Regions from separate parts of the Homo sapiens genome. Here region 1 is linked to region 2. Evidence: chromatin contacts called from ENCODE Hi-C or POLR2A ChIA-PET data. All regions are on one chromosome and are shown on one strand. The core of a region is the stretch at or near the end of the contact, and the rest is flanking DNA. Distances in the headings are between cores, read along the strand shown. Region 1 overlaps MAD1L1 (mitotic arrest deficient 1 like 1). Region 2 overlaps MAD1L1 (mitotic arrest deficient 1 like 1).

Region 1 (3,181 bases), core at 303-2,802, 48 kb after region 2:
CTACCTGGGCTGCGAATCCTGCCTGTTCACCCAGGCAAGTTCCTTCATCTCATCCAACGACAAATTCCTGTTGCACAAACACGGGATTTCCAAATCTGAGCTCAGAATTCTCCAAGTGAGTTTTAAGTGAGATGATTAGAGGGATGTTAATGAAATGAGAAGTTACTCTGACGAATGCCAGCAGTGACCGCTATACATCGAATGCCCACTCACTGCAGGTCCCATGCCAGGTATTTAACATAGGATTTGTCAGGAAATAAATTTGATGAATGGTAATAAGCATCAACCACACTGCATAAGGCCTGGCACAGGGCAGGCAGGTGGGTCAGCCAGGAAGGGGCTGTCCCATAGGATGTTGAGTGATGGCCAAAAAGTCCCCCTCCGCCCCTCTGTGAAGAACCTCCTCCAAGACGAATGCAGAAAACCGCACTCAGCTGAACGGAGCTGTGATGGGAGCCTCCCGAGCCTGGCTGAGCCCCCTGTGCCACACCCCTCCAGCTTCAGGTGCTCTCCCCACTCCACAGTGACTCACAAGCCACCACTCCCACTTCCCCAAGCCAGCGCCAGGCCTTCTCGAGGCGAAGAGCTGTGCCGATTGTCACACTTGCCTGTGTCCAGCCACTGACCGCGTCAACCATGCTGCCATTTTCATCAGGGTCCCATCTTATTTTTAATGTGATTTTGTGTAGCAGGGTGACTTTTAGGAACACACATCACCTTAGAATAGAACTAACCATATGTTTGTTGAGTGAGTTGATGATGAACTACCTCACACATATATTTGAACATTACAATTTAAAAATATTTTCAAAGCATTCCCTCATGTAATCTGTGAATCGGCTCCCCGTGCAGATGGGGTGAGGCGTGCATGCTTCATTCTTCCAGAGAGGAAGCAAAGGCAAAGAGAGGGAAAGGGAGCTGGCGCCAGGCACAAGTGAGAGAGTGACAGAGCTCAGGTTCTAACAGGTTTTCTGATTCCAGCTCCTAGGCTTCCTCCCCCTAGAAGAGAGGAATTCCAGCAGGGCTGGCCTCAGGCCTCCACCTCCCTTCCCGGTGCCCCGCCCAGGGTCAGACCCTCTCCCTGCACAGTGGGGGCCCCCACTCCATGGCCTCTGCTGACTCGGAGCCGACTCAGTAGGTGGCTCATGCCCACCATGGGTGGCAAAAGGCTCGGGGGCAGCTCACCAGCTCACGGGCCTTCTGATGGCACTCAAGAAATTTAGTTTAAACACACACAGATTTTCAAAGAGGCGGTAGGAGGAAGGACTCACCTAGTCCGCCCAGGGGCCTCCTGCAGAAGCAAGATCTGTGCCTGGACCTCACAGACACCTGGGTCCAGCAGCATCCCCATGTCTTGCTGGAGGGCAGGAGCCACCCAAGGGGCACTGGGCACTGCCTGGCGTGGGTGGCCAGACTCGCTTCATCAGCACCAGTGTCCAGGAGGACTATCGAGCACTGTAATTCCCAGGGCACCTCATCCAATGTCTGCAGGCACCAGACCACAGGTTCACAGGGCACCTCATCCAACATCTGCTGGCACCATCTGCGGGCACCAGACCACACGTTCACAGGGCACCTCACCCAACGTCTGCAGGCACCAGACCACACGTTCACAGGGCACCTCACCCAACATCTGCGGACACCAGACCACACGTTCACAAGGAACCTCACCCAACGTCTGCGGGCACCAGACCACACGTTCACAGGGCACCTCACCCAGCGTCTGCGGACACCAGACCACACGTTCACGGGGCACCTCACCCAGCGTCTGCGGGCACCAGACCACACGTTCACGGGGCACCTCACCCAGCGTCTGCGGGCACCAGACCACACGTTCATGGGGCACCTCACCCAGCGTCTGCGGGCACCAGACCACACGTTCACGGGGCACCTCACCCAGCGTCTGCGGGCACCAGACCACACGTTCACGGGGCACCTCACCCAGCATCTGCGGGCATCACCGCCCCTTCCACCTGTTGCACTCCTACGAGAGCTAAGCCAGGTATGAGGCCAGACCAGAAACCAGAGACCAGGATGGAACCTCACGCGCCTGCTGGAAGCAGGGAATCCCCTAGCCAGTGCCTCAGACCCATGTCCACACCCACACGGGCAGACGGAAGCACCAGGCTGAGGGTGGTGAGCCAGGGGGTTCCTGGGCCGCCTCCACTCTGGCTGGTGTCAGGCTGTGGCTTGACCTTTCTGGCAGCTCCGTTGAAGCACCCACAGAACCATGGAGACCACAAGCCAACAGTGGCCTATCACCGGCCTGGAGAAAGTCCAGACACTTCACACCTTCTGACTGAGGCCAGGGACCTCTCCCAGGACCATGGACACAGGGACCCAGGCACCCACCCAGACTGTGGTGCAGGGAACTTACAAGGCTCTTGGGTGTGCCGTGACACCAAGGACAACTGAAGGGGCAGAGGCTGCGGAGGGAGCAGCCCAGTACCCCCGAGGGCGGCTCAGTCCTCAGCAGGCCCACCCACCTGTGCCTCACAGGCCAGGAGCAAACACACCTGTGCGGAACGGCCAGGTGAGGCTGGCTGTCACCTTTAACATCTCTGAATGTCTCCAGGAGGGGCCTAGAGAGGGTTCAGACACCACCACCAGGATGCTGCAGCTATTTTTAGTAGAAAGACTCAAGAGGCTTCCTTGGCAGGGAACCATGCCTTTGAGCATGACCATCAATTTTCACCTGCAGCTAACTTCCTTTCCTTTCAAGATCAAGGTTATTCAAAGATTTGGATTTCTTCGAAACTGAGTTTAAAGAGAGCATGTTTCTCTACCAAACAGGATAGGGGATTTTAAAGCACAAACAAGGACAATGTCAGGCCAAAGCCTGGGTAGGCAGGACAAGGTTCCGGGCCTGGTCCCTCCAGCCCTTCCCAGACACCCTGCAGGCCCTGCTTGTGTCCCCCCGAGGCTGGGCTAAAGCCACCTGTGCCAGCTGGATGATGCCTGGCCTGGGCACTGGAGGAGCCTCCCTGGGCTCCTCTCTAAGCCTCGGTCTCTCTGGTATAAACCTCCAAAGCTGAGGGGGACTGGGAATTCCACAGCCTCTCTCCTAGCAGGACACTCCAGGTTTCTCGTCCATAACCCACGTGGTGCTGTGGAGCCTTGGCCTACAGGACAGAAGGGGCTCCTGGGATCTGGATGAAGTGGTGGCGAGGGGGGCGCTGAC
Region 2 (2,792 bases), core at 244-2,743:
CGACTCAAAGCCTCCAGCCCTGTGCATCCAACGTGTGGCAGGCGTGAGACTCCCACACTTCACCCTCAATCTCCCCACCCCATACCATGAGCCCACCCGGGGCGGAATGCCGAAGCCGTCCTTGATTCCCAGCCCTCACGCTCTCTACCTCACCTGCATCTCCCTTCAACGCAGCGGACTCGGACCACGCCTCCGCACGCCATTGCAGTCCTAGCCCAGGGCACCTGCGTCTCCCACCCCGGCCTGCCACTTCCCACCCATTGCGGCCCTGCACAGAGCAGCCAGGCATCCTTTACGAATGGACACCAGGTTGTGTCACCACCTCCTCCACCCATGAAACCACAGCCCTGCCGTGACCACACAGGGCCCACAAGGTTGGACTACCAACCACCGCGGACCCCGCTTCTGTCACCCCTAACCTCACTGTTGGGTCCGGGACCTGCCTGCCCCACCATTTCCACCACCAACAGTCGGGTCCCCCAGGCTTGGCTCAGGACGCTCTGCAGAGCGGCCCCGGGAGAATGCGGCTCCTCCATTCGCCACCACCGGAAGTTCTGTCTTTCACTCTCCTATGGGCCACTGACTACTCACTTGGCAACAGTGTGCCTCCAGGAGGGCAGGAGCCTGTGTTGCTGGCTGCCGCGTCCCCAGCACCAAGAAGAATGTCCTTAAGCAGCTGCTGAGTGAACAGCGACCATTCCAGAGGCTCAGGACAGCTGTTGCCAGCCCACCTGGCCTTGGTCCTGCAGATGCCAGCTCTGCCCAGACCCGCGCGGTGCCCTGCTGTTGCCTCTCTGCGCCGCTGGGCAGCTTCTTCCAGGGTCTGCAGACAGCCCTCGCCCATTCCCAGCCTAGGCCCTGGTGCCCGTACCTCTCAAGACGGTGATTTCCAACCCCATCCAACCCTGTCCCATGAGAAGGGCCTGTAACCATGGCCGCACCCACAACCGCCACAGGCTGTGCTGCCAGCCCCAGAGCCTGTCAAGCAATGAACCCTCAGCACACCCCTGCCGGGTGGAGAGGAAGGCCCTGAGGCCCTGAGAGCCAGGACACCGGCTCACAGTCACGAGCTGGCAAGCAAGGATGCCCGACGGGAGCCTCGACCTGGGCTGCAGGCCCTGGGGTCCGTACAACGCCGACAGCAGCTCTGCCTGTGACCCAGGCCAGCCTGACGCATGGCCCAGGGCAGAACATGCAGACACACGCACGCACGCATGCCCCAGGGCCGTCCTTGTCCTTCACAGACATGGCCAAGGCCAGGGCAGCATGGAGGGAACCTACACTTTGTTTAGGCCAAAACGCTTCAAAAGCAAAGCCCATTTGTTCCCTAAAACAGTGGGAAGCTTTTGACACTGGAGGTCCAGAAACCAGGAGAGCCTGCCTGGTCCCCCACGGGCCCACACTGCGGGCCCCCCACCCAGGCTCGGAGGCAGCCAGGAGAGTGGGGCCCATGTGGGCTGAGGAGAAAACAGCTTAAAAGCACGCCTGCTGCATTCACAGAGGGCAGATAAGCACTCACTAGAGACGTCCCTCTCCTGGTCAGGACCCATGCTGAGTGGCGCCCAAGCCCCGGCTGAGGCACTGTCCCACTGGGGACTCGGGTCCTGTGTGGTCGGGACAGGGGTCCATGAAGCCACAGCACTGATGTCCAGTTCGCTGCTGGACAGACCCCTCGTAGGCTCTCACACCTGCTTTGCCCCGACACCGTGGCCTCATGCGGCAAACATGTCACTGGCCCCCTGCCACAAACACGGTGGTGGGGCCCGAGGGGCTGTGCTCCCCGCCGGCGCATGCCACCTGTCACTAGTAGAGATGGGACTCAGGCTCCTCACACACCCTTCCCCGCTCAACGCAGCTTCCGACGACAGAAGAGGCAGCCATGCACTGGCGCCTGCAGCCTAAAGGCTTATGGGGACAGGCGTCCCTGCCCAGACCCAGGGTCCAGGTGCCCTGAATCCCAGCCACTCCCGCGTCTGACTCACCATGTCTGCTCTTTGTTTCTGGCCTCCCAGCTCCTCCAGGGCCTGCGACAGCTGAGCCTGCAAGACAAGACAGGATTCGGCCTGAGACTGTGGTGGGCCAGGCCCCATTTCTAGGACTGCAGGGAACACAACCCCCACCACCCCGCAGCCTCCACTCTCTGGGGAGCAACGGGACCCAGGAGCTGGGAAGTGGGCAGCCAGAGGGTGGGCAGGGGCCAGTGTGGCTGCCCCGCGAGGCCGAGAGCCCAGTGATGGAGACAACTGATGGAGACGAAGACCGAGTGGGCTGCGGGAGGCTTCACAGAACCAAGGTCCATTCCTAAAACCTGCCTCAGGAAACTGACTGTGAATGGGGTGGACAGGGGTGGGCCCAAGAGGGACTGTGGAACTGGGGAGAGACGGAGGGAAAGGTTCAGCATGGGACTTTCAGTCAGAGGAAATCAATTCACTCTCCCTGGCAGGCTCGTGCTTAAAGAACAGAATCAGGTGACCTTCCAGGCAGAGGCCCCACCTCAGAGCATCTCCTCCACCACGGCCACCCCCAAGCAGGACCCCGACCCAGGCAGGAAGGGTCTCCTGCCCCGACACACTCCCCAAAGGGCACCAGGCTTGACCCCACACTAAGGGTAGAAAAGCCAGCAATGAAAAGCCAGCCGCCTCCTCCTAACAGGCCTCATGGAGCAGCAAGGCTGGGTCTGGTTGTGGGGCCAGGATGTCAGCAGTCCAGCTCCCTGCTGGGGACAGTGACCCTGCACCCATGACCTGCACGGTGCATGGGGCTCAGGACCTCGGAGACCCCCGCCCTGGGCC

Evidence for each region. A loop is a pair of places that touch in the nucleus more often than their neighbours do. ChIA-PET counts read pairs that join two places held with the same protein, here RNA polymerase II (POLR2A). Pooled maps may share reads with other maps.
Region 1: a map of dorsolateral prefrontal cortex shows a loop between it and region 2 (5-fold over the local background). The contact joins two enhancer-like sites. A Hi-C loop is called at or near these places in 5 of 168 maps with a recorded cell type or tissue (CD8-positive, alpha-beta T cell, body of pancreas, breast epithelium and 2 more) and 1 of 50 pooled maps. POLR2A ChIA-PET finds 5 or more read pairs at or near these places in 1 of 52 experiments (AG04450).

Annotation. Positions count from the first base shown.
Region 1 is chr7:2,048,284-2,051,464 of GRCh38, forward strand. All of the region lies in intron 12 of MAD1L1 (mitotic arrest deficient 1 like 1), which reads right to left. Among named protein-coding and RNA genes, the nearest start is that of SNORA114, 39 kb to the right of the region's middle. RefSeq lists an enhancer at 1,183-1,786. Within about 2 kb of position 1,553, at least 2 of the 41 ENCODE cell types and tissues checked have a DNase peak (open chromatin) inside an H3K27ac peak, as active enhancers do.
Region 2 is chr7:2,000,083-2,002,874 of GRCh38, forward strand. MAD1L1 (mitotic arrest deficient 1 like 1) reads right to left here. Exons shown (of 19, transcript NM_001013836.2): 14 at 1,983-2,039. Among named protein-coding and RNA genes, the nearest start is that of SNORA114, 88 kb to the right of the region's middle. RefSeq lists an enhancer at 1,506-2,494. Within about 2 kb of position 1,494, at least 2 of the 41 ENCODE cell types and tissues checked have a DNase peak (open chromatin) inside an H3K27ac peak, as active enhancers do.